Linked DNA regions of Homo sapiens: all the other regions are linked to region 3. A link is a contact called in ENCODE Hi-C data. All regions are on one chromosome and are shown on one strand. The core of a region is the stretch at or near the end of the contact, and the rest is flanking DNA. Distances in the headings are between cores, read along the strand shown. Region 1 overlaps LOC124904243 (a long non-coding RNA gene). Region 2 has its middle 27 kb from the start of LINC02856. Region 3 overlaps L3MBTL4 (L3MBTL histone methyl-lysine binding protein 4).

What was found. Hi-C counts contacts between places; a loop is a spot of excess contacts on that map. Pooled maps may share reads with other maps.
Region 1: a loop to region 3 is called in a map with no recorded cell type, with 5 times the contacts of the local background. The contact joins two enhancer-like sites. A Hi-C loop is called at or near these places in 2 of 37 single-sample maps with no recorded cell type and 2 of 50 pooled maps.
Region 2: a map with no recorded cell type shows a loop between it and region 3 (25-fold over the local background). The contact joins two enhancer-like sites. A Hi-C loop is called at or near these places in 2 of 37 single-sample maps with no recorded cell type and 1 of 50 pooled maps.

The regions. Positions count from the first base shown.
Region 1 is chr18:9,060,793-9,064,939 of GRCh38, reverse strand. LOC124904243 (a long non-coding RNA gene) reads left to right here. Exons shown (of 2, transcript XR_007066278.1): 2 at 2,182-3,509. Among named protein-coding and RNA genes, the nearest start is that of NDUFV2, 40 kb to the left of the region's middle. Within about 2 kb of position 2,684, at least 5 of the 41 ENCODE cell types and tissues checked have a DNase peak (open chromatin) inside an H3K27ac peak, as active enhancers do.
Region 2 is chr18:9,671,404-9,675,037 of GRCh38, reverse strand. No RefSeq gene overlaps it. Among named protein-coding and RNA genes, the nearest start is that of LINC02856, 27 kb to the right of the region's middle. RefSeq lists an enhancer at 1,588-1,637. Within about 2 kb of position 1,662, at least 16 of the 41 ENCODE cell types and tissues checked have a DNase peak (open chromatin) inside an H3K27ac peak, as active enhancers do.
Region 3 is chr18:5,973,413-5,977,566 of GRCh38, reverse strand. All of the region lies in intron 16 of L3MBTL4 (L3MBTL histone methyl-lysine binding protein 4), which reads left to right. The region is part of intron 1 of LOC121725015 (a long non-coding RNA gene); the gene reads right to left. Among named protein-coding and RNA genes, the nearest start is that of TMEM200C, 80 kb to the right of the region's middle. Within about 2 kb of position 2,351, at least 2 of the 41 ENCODE cell types and tissues checked have a DNase peak (open chromatin) inside an H3K27ac peak, as active enhancers do.

The sequences.
Region 1 (4,147 bases), core at 1,435-3,934, 3.1 Mb before region 3:
CTCCTGACCTCAGGTGATCCACCCACCTTGGGCTCCCAAGGTGCTGGGATTACAGGCGCGAGCCACCGCCTGTATAGATTTTATGTGAGTATAATTGTAATTTTGTGAAACATGTATCTACATTCATAATAATTAGAAGAAAATTTAGAATAATTAAAATAAATTGTTCGGTAAATATTTAAAGATACTTAATCACCTAAAAAGTATAAAACAGCCTATAATCCCAGCACTTTGGGAGGCCGAAGAAGGTGGATTGTTTGAGTTCAGGAGTTTGATACCTGCCTGGGCAACATGGCAAAACCGAATCCCTAGAAAAAAAAATACAGAAAATTAGTCAGGTGTGGTGGCGTGCCTGTGATCCCAGCTACTCAGGAAACTGAGGTGGGAGGATCGCTTGAGCCCAGGAGGTTGAGACTACAGTGAGCTGTGGTTGTGCCACTGCACTCCAGCCTGGGCAACAGAGCAAGACCCTGTCTCAAAAACAACAACAACAACAACAACTGTTTAAACAAAAAAAGACAAAACTGTGTTCCCATAGGAACGTTGTTTTTGTTGAGTCCCAGGCTATAACTTTTTTTACAATTTTATTTTATTTACTTATTTATTTAGGATACAGAGTTTTACTGTCAGAGGCTGGAGTGCAGTGGCACAATCTCAGCTCACAGCAACCTCTGCCTCCCGGGTTCAAGGAATTCTCCTGTCTCAGCCTTCCGAATAGCTGGAGTTACAGGCACCCGCCACTACGCCTGGCTAATTTTTGTGTTTTCAGTAGAGACAGGGTTTCACCATGTTTGCCAGGCTAGTCTTGAGCTGCCGACCTCAGGTTATCTGCCCATCTCGGCCTCCCAAAGTGCTGGGATTACAGGTGTGAGCCACAGCGCCTGGCCCGAGGCTATTATTTTTGATAAGAAAATGTTTTGTGATTTTGCATTTGCCTAGGAAGGCAATGACTGACACATCTGACACATTTATAATCACAAATTAAAACAAAAGCACCAGAACTCCCCAGGTCAGATAGGATGCTGGGTATGCCAAATTGGAGCATGCAGGATGTCAGACGACTTCTCTGAGGGCACTTATATTTCCTTATTTCTTTATTCGCATCTGGTTCTCCTTTGTTACTCTGTAATGCCCTATACTTCTCCAAATACAGCACTTACCCACTGTATTATAAGTACCTGTTGATTTGTCTCTCTCTCCCCCTTGAACTGCAATTGAAAAAAGTAAATGATAAATATGAGTAGAATTAATGAATTCAACAACAATTTATTAGATACCTAGTGTATGACAGACAGCTTTTAGGCATTGGGGTTTGGAGCACAGTGGCAAATAGAATCCCTGACTTCATGGAGTTTTTATTGTAGTCAGAGGAAACAGATCATAACAAGGAAATAGACATCTTCACTACCTCAGATAGTGATAAGTGCTATGGATAAAAATAACACAGGGGGCTGGGCATGGTGGCTCACGCCTGTAATCCCAGCACTTTGGGAGGCCTAGGTGGGAAGATTACTTGAGCTCAGGAGTTCGAGACCAGCCTGGGCAACATGGCGAAACCCCATCTCTACTAAAAATACAAAAATTAGCCAGGCACGGTGGTGGGCGCTTGTAATCCCAGCTACTAAGAAGCCTGAGGTGGGAGAATCGCTTGAACCCGGGAGGTGGAGGTTGTAGTGAGCCAAGATTGCATCATTGTACTCCAGCCTGGGCGACAGAGTGAGACTCTGTCTCAAAACAAACAAACAAATAAAGCAATGGGGAATGCTGGGGTAGGGGAGCCCTGAAGAAGCAGCAGGAATAAGCCCCGTGGACAGCTGGTGGAGGGGGCATCCGGGCGGAGGGAGGGGTTGTGCATATGCCAAGGGCCAGGCATGGGCATTTGTGTTCCAGGTATTGGGGGGTGGGGCATGGGGAGGCCGTGAGAGGACAGTAATCAGATCAAAGAGATGTAGGACCTTGCACGTCACTACAAGGAGTTAGCTTTCTTCTCTTCTTCCTCCTCCTCCTCCTCCTCCTCCTTCTTCTTTCTTTGGCTAAAGCTGTCCTCCCCTCAGCCTCTTGAGTAGCTGGGACTACAAGTGTTCACCACCACACCTGGCTGGCCTTCTATTCTGAATGAGTTAGGAGTCAATGGGAGGTTTTGAGTAGGAAGAGATATGATGTGGTTTTCCATTTGGAAAGGACCCTGTGGCTGCTGAATTGAGAATGGTGTGAGAAAGTAAAGACTGAAGCAGAAAAACAGTTTGGAGGCTACTGCAACAATCCAGGCAAGAAGTGATGGTGGCTTCATCATGGAGGAAGGGAGCCACTCAGGTTCTGGATAGCCTGGGAGGTTGAGCAAGCCATGAAATGGGAGAGAAAAAGAGGAATCAAGCCTGATTCCGAGACTGCTGGCAGGAGCGCCTGGAAGGATGATGGTTACCTTCTCTATGGAGGGGAAGGTATGGGAGAAGACAGCATGGTGTGTGAAGAAGTCCAGAAGTTTGGTTTTGGACATATTAAGTTTCAGTTGCTTAGTAGATATATCTTTCTTATTTATGTTGAATTCTCCATCCAACTTAGAGGGTAGACAGGGTTTCTTTTTCAGTATTACAATCTAACAGGAACTGAGAACTTACAGAACAGACCAGTAGGAACTGAAACAGTAGAAGGGTTGGGGAAGAGGGTTTTGAGTGTTTTTGTTTAAATATAAGGAGACAAATTTACATCCCACAATCCGTTTTCCTTCAGCAACTAGTAGTACTTTTCTCGCAGTCTTTAACAGCTAGCCAGGGCCACTAGCTCTCAGTGTTGTACTCCCTTGGACTAGGTAATTCTGAAGGAAAGATCAGAATAATGAGAAGTATGTGGGTCCTATTGGGAAAGGCAGCCCACCATGGACCCTGAAGGTCCCTGCCTGTTCTTGCTGAGTGTGCTGGATTTTTTTTTTTTTTTTTTTTTGAGACGGAGTCTCACTCACTCTGTCGCTCAGGCTGGAGTGCAGTGGCGTGATCTCAACTCACTGCAACCTCCGTTTTCTGGGTTCAAGCTATTCTCTTGCCTCAGCCTCCCGAGTAGCTGGGATTACAGGCATCCACCACCACGCCTGACTAATTTTTGTATTTTTAGTGGAGACATGTTGGCCAGGCTAGTTTTGAAACCCTGACCTCAGGTGATCCGCCCTCGTTGGCCTCCCAAAGTGCTGGCATTACAGGTGTGAGCCACTGCGTCCAGCCGAGTGTACTGGATTTTAAGACTGATCTGTCTCCTGATACTGAATGGTTTCTCTGGTTAGTCACACAGGCAATTAAGCAGGTCAAAGTGGAGAAAGACTGGCTTATTTGCTGCTTGCTCAAGGGCTGGGCCCTTAGCCCTGGGTTCCTCTCCTGTAATGCAACCCACTGCATGCGCAGGTATCATCTAGGACTATCATGTCATCCCTGTGTTGTGTATGGGGAAGGGAACTAGTGCAAATATGCTCATGTTGTTTGCTGTGCTGTGCTGTTAGTAATAAAATCCTTTGTCTCTGACCCAAGAGTCTTATGTCTTCTGCCAGCATCAATGAAACAGTTAACAGTGTAAGTTGGAGAAAGTTCCAGAGCTTTTACAGTTCTTGACAGGCCTCATCTCTCTCAAAGGAGTCTAAAGCTCCATCTGGGATTAAGGGGTAGCTTGGGGTGAAACATGATGGGGATCTGGCCAGATGCCCCAGGTCCAGCTAGGAAGGAATCCATTTTCTCTTGGGGACTTTGGTACTGAATGAAATATTTGGAGATGGGAGCAAAATGAAGGAAACAGATTATATGAAGTTTAAGGGATTAGGCTAATTTCCAATTTGTTGATACTCCTTGATTCAACATATAGTGGTAAACATGAGTCCTTTTGTAATCCCTTAGGCTTAAGTAGAAGATGGGGACAGGTGGAAAGTGCATTTTTAGAGTAAAGGTAGCAGATAATGATTGCTGAAACAAAAGAAATCCAAGTCCACTTTTGCCTAGGGAGGGACAGTTGGCCAGGCCACAAAAAAAAAAAAAAAAAAAAAAAAAAGAAAGAAAGAAAGAAAGAAAAAGAGCAGGGCCTGAATTTTTACAAAGAAAATCAGTTCGCCATTTCCTTTTAAGAAATTTTAGCCTGGCTAGACCACTGGTGTGCTGACTCTCCTCATTCA
Region 2 (3,634 bases), core at 413-2,912, 3.7 Mb before region 3:
GAGTCTCATCTATGTGGAAAAAGAGGATATTCAAACGACATCGGGGTGAGCCACACTGGGTAACCAGTTTAAGGAGCAGAAGATGGTAGTCAAAAGCTATTTCAAGTCCTCCTTAGCCAGTACTATTTCCTATCATATCTGGATAGGTTTTTTTTATCTCTTTTTAGCATCTAACATTCTCATTTTTAGGGGGACTTCATTTTTCCCCATGTATTTTCAATAGACCGTGGCCCCATCTATTATTTTTGAAGAGGAAAACTCCTGGTGCCAAAAAGTCCACCGATCCTTGGTTCAGACAAGGACTTCCAATTGCTTAATGTCAGATGAATACTGAAAGGTCACCAGAGGATACACCACGGTAAAAACTCTATGAACTCGATACTGAAATTTTCTTGTTAAGCTCATGCTGGAAGGCGGGAGAGTAGAAAATAAGTTGTAAAATGGCCCAGGGCTTAATTTATTTAAAGCTTTGGTTAAAAACGTTTGCTGCTTTGAATTGTTTTAAGAGAAACCACAAAGATGTTCAGTAGTGGAAGAAAAGAATTCCAGAGAGGGCTTTAACTACCCTGTTACCTTCATAGCACCTCCCAGCGGTAATCCACAAAAATGATATTTTTTGTATGGAAAGTTGACCTTTTTCTCAATATTATGCAAATTGAATAAAAATCTGTGCTGTTTTAGATGCTATGCAAGTTAACATGATATCCAAGTAAAAACTCTAAGTTTGCTATGAAATACATCTCTGATTACAGCCAGATTGCTACCTCTGAACATTTTTTAGGCAGAAAAAAATGTAGCCAGCTCATTGGTTTTCTGAGATAAATACCTAAATTTTTGCAACCCAAGACTGTTCTATTTTCTTTACCATCTGGTTCTAGGAACACAGGGACACCATGACTATTGAAGTGTTGAAGATTCCAGATGAAACGTTTTTTAAAATGTAAGCCTACACTGCAGGGCATGGTGTTGTGCCTGGAGTCCCGGCTACGTGGGAGGCTGAGGTGGGAGGATCCCTTGAGCCCAGAAATTCTAGTGCAACCTGAGCAACACAGTGAAACCTCATTTTTAATAAAATATTTTTTAAGCCTACACTTCCTAAATTTTGTATAGTGACTGCACTAAGCACATTATATATTTTCTTCTTTAGTACTCACACTAATAGTATTCAATAACGCTATTGCTTCCTGTTTTTGACAGATGAGAAATATGGGGCATGATGGGAATGGCAAGTGTTGGGAATAAGGGTGTGTAACCACCCTCTTCTCCCAGATGCCTGTGTCCTTGAGCAATCTGCTCTTTGCAAAGAGGTTGGACCAGCCTCTGGGTGATTTCTAACCTCTAACATTAGAGGGCAGTGACTCTAAGCTAAAACGCCCTTGTGGGATCCACCGTGCTGGTATCAAGCCATGAAGAGGAAGCATGTGTGCTACAGAAACTCATAGGTGAAAGCAGCATCTTTTACTGCCTTATACACTTGTAGAGTGGGAAGTTTTCGTTCTGGTTGACACCATGCACAACACATAAGAGAAATGGTTAGACTGTTTGAGGAAGTGCACACTAAAATGCCTGACCCCTGCACAGAGGTGAGTGGATGCCATCTGGCCGAGAGGTTCCTGTTATTAGTATCTAATCAGGTTTCCCTGGTAGCTAGAGAACTGCATGACTTGTTGACTGGAAGGCCTCTTACCTCACAAGGGTGTGGTTTCAGAGGTTTCTGAAGAACAAGTGTGGGAGAACTAACCATGACTAAGGCATCTCAGGTCAATGCAGGTGAATGATTAACCCCAGCTCTCTTTTTTTTTTTTTTTTTTTTTGAGACAGAGTCTCACTCTGTCACCAGGCTGAAGTGCAGCGGCGCCATCTCGGCTCACTGCAAACTTCGCCTCCCGGGTTCAAGCGATTCTCCTGCCTCAGCCTCCCGAGTAGCTGGAACTACAGGTGTGTGCCACCACACCTGGCTGATTTTTGTATTTTTAGTAGAGACCAGGTTTCACCATGTTGGCCAGAATGGTCTCCATCTCTTGACCTCATGATCCCCATGCCTCAGCCTCCCAAAGTGCTGGGATTACGGGATTACAGGCGTGAGCCACTGTGCCCAGCCGACCCCAGTTCTAAGAACTCTTGTTCCATTATGGGTAGGGAGATCATAACTAGGGAAACCATCCAGGTGGTGAGGATGCGAGCCAGAGAAAAGCCAGAGCCTGCCAATTCAGCTTTGGAATGTTCCAGAAAAGCATTCCTGAGACTCTGATAGCATTTATATGCTGGAATGATTTCTATTTCCCTATATAAAGGATATTTTTATTTTCTTACTGGCTAGTACCAAATTCAGAACATGGAGGCTTTAAAAATTATTCAGTGAATAAATGAAAAATAAAACCTTCATTTACATTGAAAACAGGTATTTCTTATATACAATGATTTTTTTCTTCTAATTTATTTTTTCCTAAAAGGAACAAAGGGAAAAAATTATAAAGTCAAGAGCAAAAAATGGATAAATTAGAAAACATAAAACAACACATTTGGTAGACAAATCCAAGAGCTGGTTCGCTGAAGAAAATAGACAATTTGTGTACAAATGTTACCAAGAAAACAAGAGGAGAGTCAACATACATTTGTTGTTAAACAGTAAGTTAATAAGTGAGATTTTGGTGAAAAAAACATTTACTGTGTGTGGAATAGATAATTTTCTAAGAAAATATAAGTGATCAAAACTGATGTTACCAATAAAACTATCAACAGGATTTTTAAAAGTAAACTGATGAATTCTAAATTTCATAGGAAGGACAAACAAACAATAAAGGTCAGACAAAATCTTAAAAAAATGGTATAAGAGGAGAGTGGCCCTATCAGATATTTTAATATATTTTAAAGCTACAGTGATTAAAATTGTGTGGTACTGACACTTGAATACGAAAATCAGCCAAGCATGGTGGCATGCACCTGTAGTCCCAGCTACTTGGGAGGCTAAGGAGGGAGTATCACTTGAGTCCAGGAGTTCAAGGCTGCAGCGAACCATGACTGTGCTACCACACTCCAACCTGGGCAACAGAGTGAGATGCTGCCTTTAAAAAAAAAAAATGAATAAAAAGAAGATCATCTGGAACATCATGTCCAGACTAGACCAAAAGAAATATAGAAATTTAGTATAAGACATAAGCAACATTTCAGATCAGGGAGGAAAGATGTTTTATCTAAATATATTGTGTTGGAGACAAAAAGAATCACAAGGAAATCTTAAATTATGTTGATATTAGTAGTAATGTTAGTATTGATATTTTAAAATTATTTCATACACACAGAAAGATATACACATTGTATGTATGATGTATATACGTAAATACTAGCCAGGATGCAATCAGAGAAGCAGAATCGCTAGAAATAATAGAGCATGAAGGATTCCTAAAGGGATTTGACATTACACAGTTGTGGGAGCTGGCTAGACAGCCTCCGTTTGGCTCTTTACGCCTGACACTGAGCCTGAAGTCATAAGGCCGTGGTCAGGAAGGAAAAATGCATGTGAAATGGGGCCGAGCAGAAATTCCCTTGCCTCACCCCACTGCTACCTCTCCTGTCTTCACACCTGGCCCAGAACTTGGAGAAGCTGCAGGAAGAGATCACATGGGGCCTGGAG
Region 3 (4,154 bases), core at 1,102-3,601:
CTGCATATTAAGTGACTTATTCCCTCAGGATGCTACTGTGTTTGCCAATCAGCCCCTTGCAAGAGCCTGCATTGGGGCAGCAAGGCACAGGGAGCCTGATGCTCCAGGCCAGTCAGCCTGGGTGGGAGAAGCGCAGAGGACAGGGGAGGCCATGGCAGCCCCTTGGGGAGGGAGGGAGCTGACTCAGTTCCTGGATGGAACCAAGGAAGGAGACAGAGATGTGCAGAGGTGAGTGGAAGACTCTGGGGCCTAGTTTGGGTAGCCACTGAGGAAACCATGAGGAGACGGAGGCCTGCCTGGAGGAACAGCCGCAGCTTGCAGGGAGGAGCTGGGCACCACAGGGCACATGCCCGCCTGGGAGGAGGGGCCTCTCAGTCCTCAGAGATGCCACTGTGTGGAGCAGGCAGTGGGGCTGAGGCTGGCCTGAGTGCAGAGGGACCACTTCTCCCTGGATGAGGGAGCAGGACTGAGGTGGGAAGGTTACCCATTGAGAGCTGTTGTAAAGCCTGACAGCCGGAGCCCCAAGGATCTGGCTGTCCCCTGGAGGTTGGAGAGGAATGCCTGAAAGATGCCCTCCGGAGTCCAGAGACTCCTAAACTCGGTTCCCTCAGTCCTCCCTGCCAGGACACAAGACCTGGTAAGGAAACAGCAGCTGGGTTGCCGCACACTCCTTTAGCATTGAGTGATTTGGGGTTGGGCAGCGACACTTTTAGAGAAAGTGGCTCTAACTCTGAACAGTTCCTAACCTAGTTTTGAAAGTCATTCTTTGCTTTTGTAGTAAATGAAAAATATCCCTGCCTTCTGGCCTGCGTGCGTTCATTCAGCCTTCATTCATCCACTCAACAGGTATTTGTTGAGCATCAGTTATAAGCCAGACAAACACATGGCTCAGAGTCTCAGGGCAAATGAACCATGGAACCAACACAAGCACCCAAGTCATCCCCCAGACAGACTCTTCCGCTCCTCTAGACTGTCCATGACCTCCTGTCTTCACGCCTTCTGTTATTGGATTTCTGGGGCAGGGTGTAATCCAGGCTACTCAAGCCCTGTTATCATTACTCCACAAGAGTCATGTTAATTGGATCCAGCCACCCAGCCTCTTCCTGCACCCAGGGTGGGTCTGGAGAGAGGCCATGGGCTCAGCACTCTTCTGGACACACACCATCCCAGCAGAAGCAGAATGCTGGCTACTTACAGAGTTTGAAAGTTTCTACTGGCCGTATTTAACGTAATCAGAAGAAACAAGTAAAATTAGTTTTGACGACATATTCTATTTCACCCAATAGATCCAAAACATCATTTCAACATGTAAATCAAGATTCAAAAAATTATTAAGGAGATATTTTACATTCTGCTTTTTCTACTAAGTGATCAAAATCCAGGAGGTACTATAGCACATCTCAGTTTGCACGCTTCACATTTCAGGTGCTCTGTAGTGTGGCTAGTGGCTACTGTTATTGGATAGTACACAGGTGTGGGGCATCCAAGGCTCTTCATTCAACTTCTAACCCTCTCGATAGCCCACTAAGCAGTGGACAATCTCTGACTCTTGTGTGCTTCATCTCCCATATTTATATAAAATTGGTTAAGAGACTGCTTGTGATGAGGGAAGACCAATAGCTAAAATTAGAAAACTGCAGATATTCGTTTATGAATTCTGGATAATAAGGGTATGAGAAACAGAAGACAGTGCAGCAGACAGGCCATGCCCATGTCTGAGGAGCAATATGACTTGGCATCTAAGAAACAGCATGTGCTGAGTGCCTGCTGTCAGAGAGAGGAGCGTTCCTGAGGAGCTCCTGTTCCCATACGGAAATAGACAGTTGTCCTGCACATCATGGTGAAGCCTCTCTTGTTCTGCTTTTTACTTTTGTTTTGTGGATAAAGAAATGGAAATGAAGGGGAATGAGTAGACTCAGAAGCATCAAAATCAAGAGAAGAAAGTGCAGCTGAGAAATGATAGCTTCAAGCACGTTCAGTACGCAGGGCATGAGAACAGGTGATCGTGGGAAGAAAACAACGTTCCCAGCTGAAAAGCCATCTCTGAACATTTCCTTGCTTCTCCAGCAGAAGTCACTATGGAAGCACAGGTCCTGGGTGGAGTAACTTCTCAGTCAGTGCCAGATAAATTGATGGGACTTGGTCGGTGACTGTCACAGATTACACAGTGGGTGAGAGCAATCACATAATTGGATTTGGGGACCGACTGCATTTTTTTTATTTCCTCCTTTTTGCAGCAGAGAACACAGTAGAACTGCTACCCCTTTCATTGAAGAGAAGGTTACTTGTGAAATGGGTCTCCGTTTTTAGTGGGATTAAAAATAACTCAAGGCCCAGTCATGCAGACTGTGGTTTACCATTTATGACTCACTTGCTTCAGTTTTGTTTTGTGAGGCTTTTGTGAAGAAACAGACATATTTTTAAAGAACATTTCCATAAAGGATTTTCCTTCTCATTTGTCAGGGTAGAGCAGAGGTGGGAAGGATGGGTGAGAGGGCAGAGAAGAAATCAGGGACCTACCATTATGTTATTTTCAGACAAAATTAAATCCTTTAGTTTCTAAAAAATATTCTTCCTCTTTTTAAAAAAAAAAAACAAAACAATAGAGACAGGGTTTCTCTGTCACCCAAACTGGGATGCAGTGGTGCGATCATAACTCATTGCAGCTTTGACCTCCTGAACTCAAGTGATCCTCCTGCCTCAGCCTCCCAAGTAGCCAAGACTACAGGTGCATGTCACCATGCCCAGCTAATTTTTTCTTTTTTGTAGAGACAGGGTCTCACCGTGTTGTCAAGTCTGGTCTTGAACTCCTGGCCTCAAGCAATCCTCCCAACTTGGCCTCCCAAAGTGCTGAAATTACAAGTGTGAGCCACTGCACCTGGCTGAATACTTTTCTTTTTAATCTGTGGAATGGGAAGCAGACGGTGCTCTGCCTCGTGTCGCAAGTCTGTTTGGTCGTTTCACTGGAAAGGCAGCCCTAGGTCACACGCTGTCCACAACTGGCAGGTCTGGCTGTCTCAGGCACTCTGGAAAAATTGGCCTTCCCCTGGCTGTGGCGTTCTGACTTTTAAAGGCAGATAGACTTACCAGTGGACTTGCATCTCATCAGGGAATCAACCAGGTTCCAGTGTGTTTATTGCCTCTATAGGAAGGGCAAGCAATGACTTTTCTTTGGAGATGGGTTACTCCTCTCTGAGTGCTGCTAGACTCAAGATCCATGGCCAAGTCTTCCAGTGCTGTGGTCCAGGGCCTCTTCAGACCCTGCAGCTGGACACAGAGCTGAACATATCTGAACATATTGGCCTTGGAAACTTGAGGGTACAGTATATCTGTAAGCACCTTGAATGAAATCTTTAAGCTCTTCATCATATATTTTTTTAAAGGCCATAAAATCCAAAAGAAACACCCATAGCAAGGAAAATGGTAGCAAAACAATTCTTTCAACCAAATCCCCCAATGACAAACCACTGACATTACAAGTTTTATGTATTCTGTTTTCTAGAAGGAGAAGGCATCCTACACGTAAGGACATCTTTATTTATTGTCACATTGGTGTTAGAGGCAAAGGCAGTATTACATATACATTTCATTTTCTGGTGCAGAGAACATTTTGATTAATTAAAATGTTAAAACCTCCAGTAGGAGGGCTGCTTTTGCAGGCTGAATTTCCTTGGCTGACTTTTAGGGGAGCTGGATAGGAGTCATGACGGCAATGAGGTCGTGCAACTGGGAAGCATCTCATGTCCCTCAGCTGTGTTAGGTGGAAACAGGGCTGTGATGCCAGCTCTGGTGGATGAAGTACACAAGTGACCCTTCTGCCCTGTCATTGTGGCAAACATCCTTATCAAATCTGGAAGGCTCCATTTACCCAAAATGCCCAAGATAGAAGAATCTGATCCGTCTGATTTGATGAGAATGGTTTCTGGAAACGGTCTATGCCTTCATCATCAGCTTATGTTCTTTAATTTATTAACAACTTTTTAGTGAGTATCTGATGTGACATAAATCGTGCTGGGCTTTGTAAAAAAAAGTTAAAATCAGTATATTCGCATATTACAAAAATTTATGCAAATTTTAAGTGGATATTTTCAAAAGTGTAATTTTATGCACAGAATTTAAAATAATGCAAATCACCCTAACTTTTAAAAGCCTGT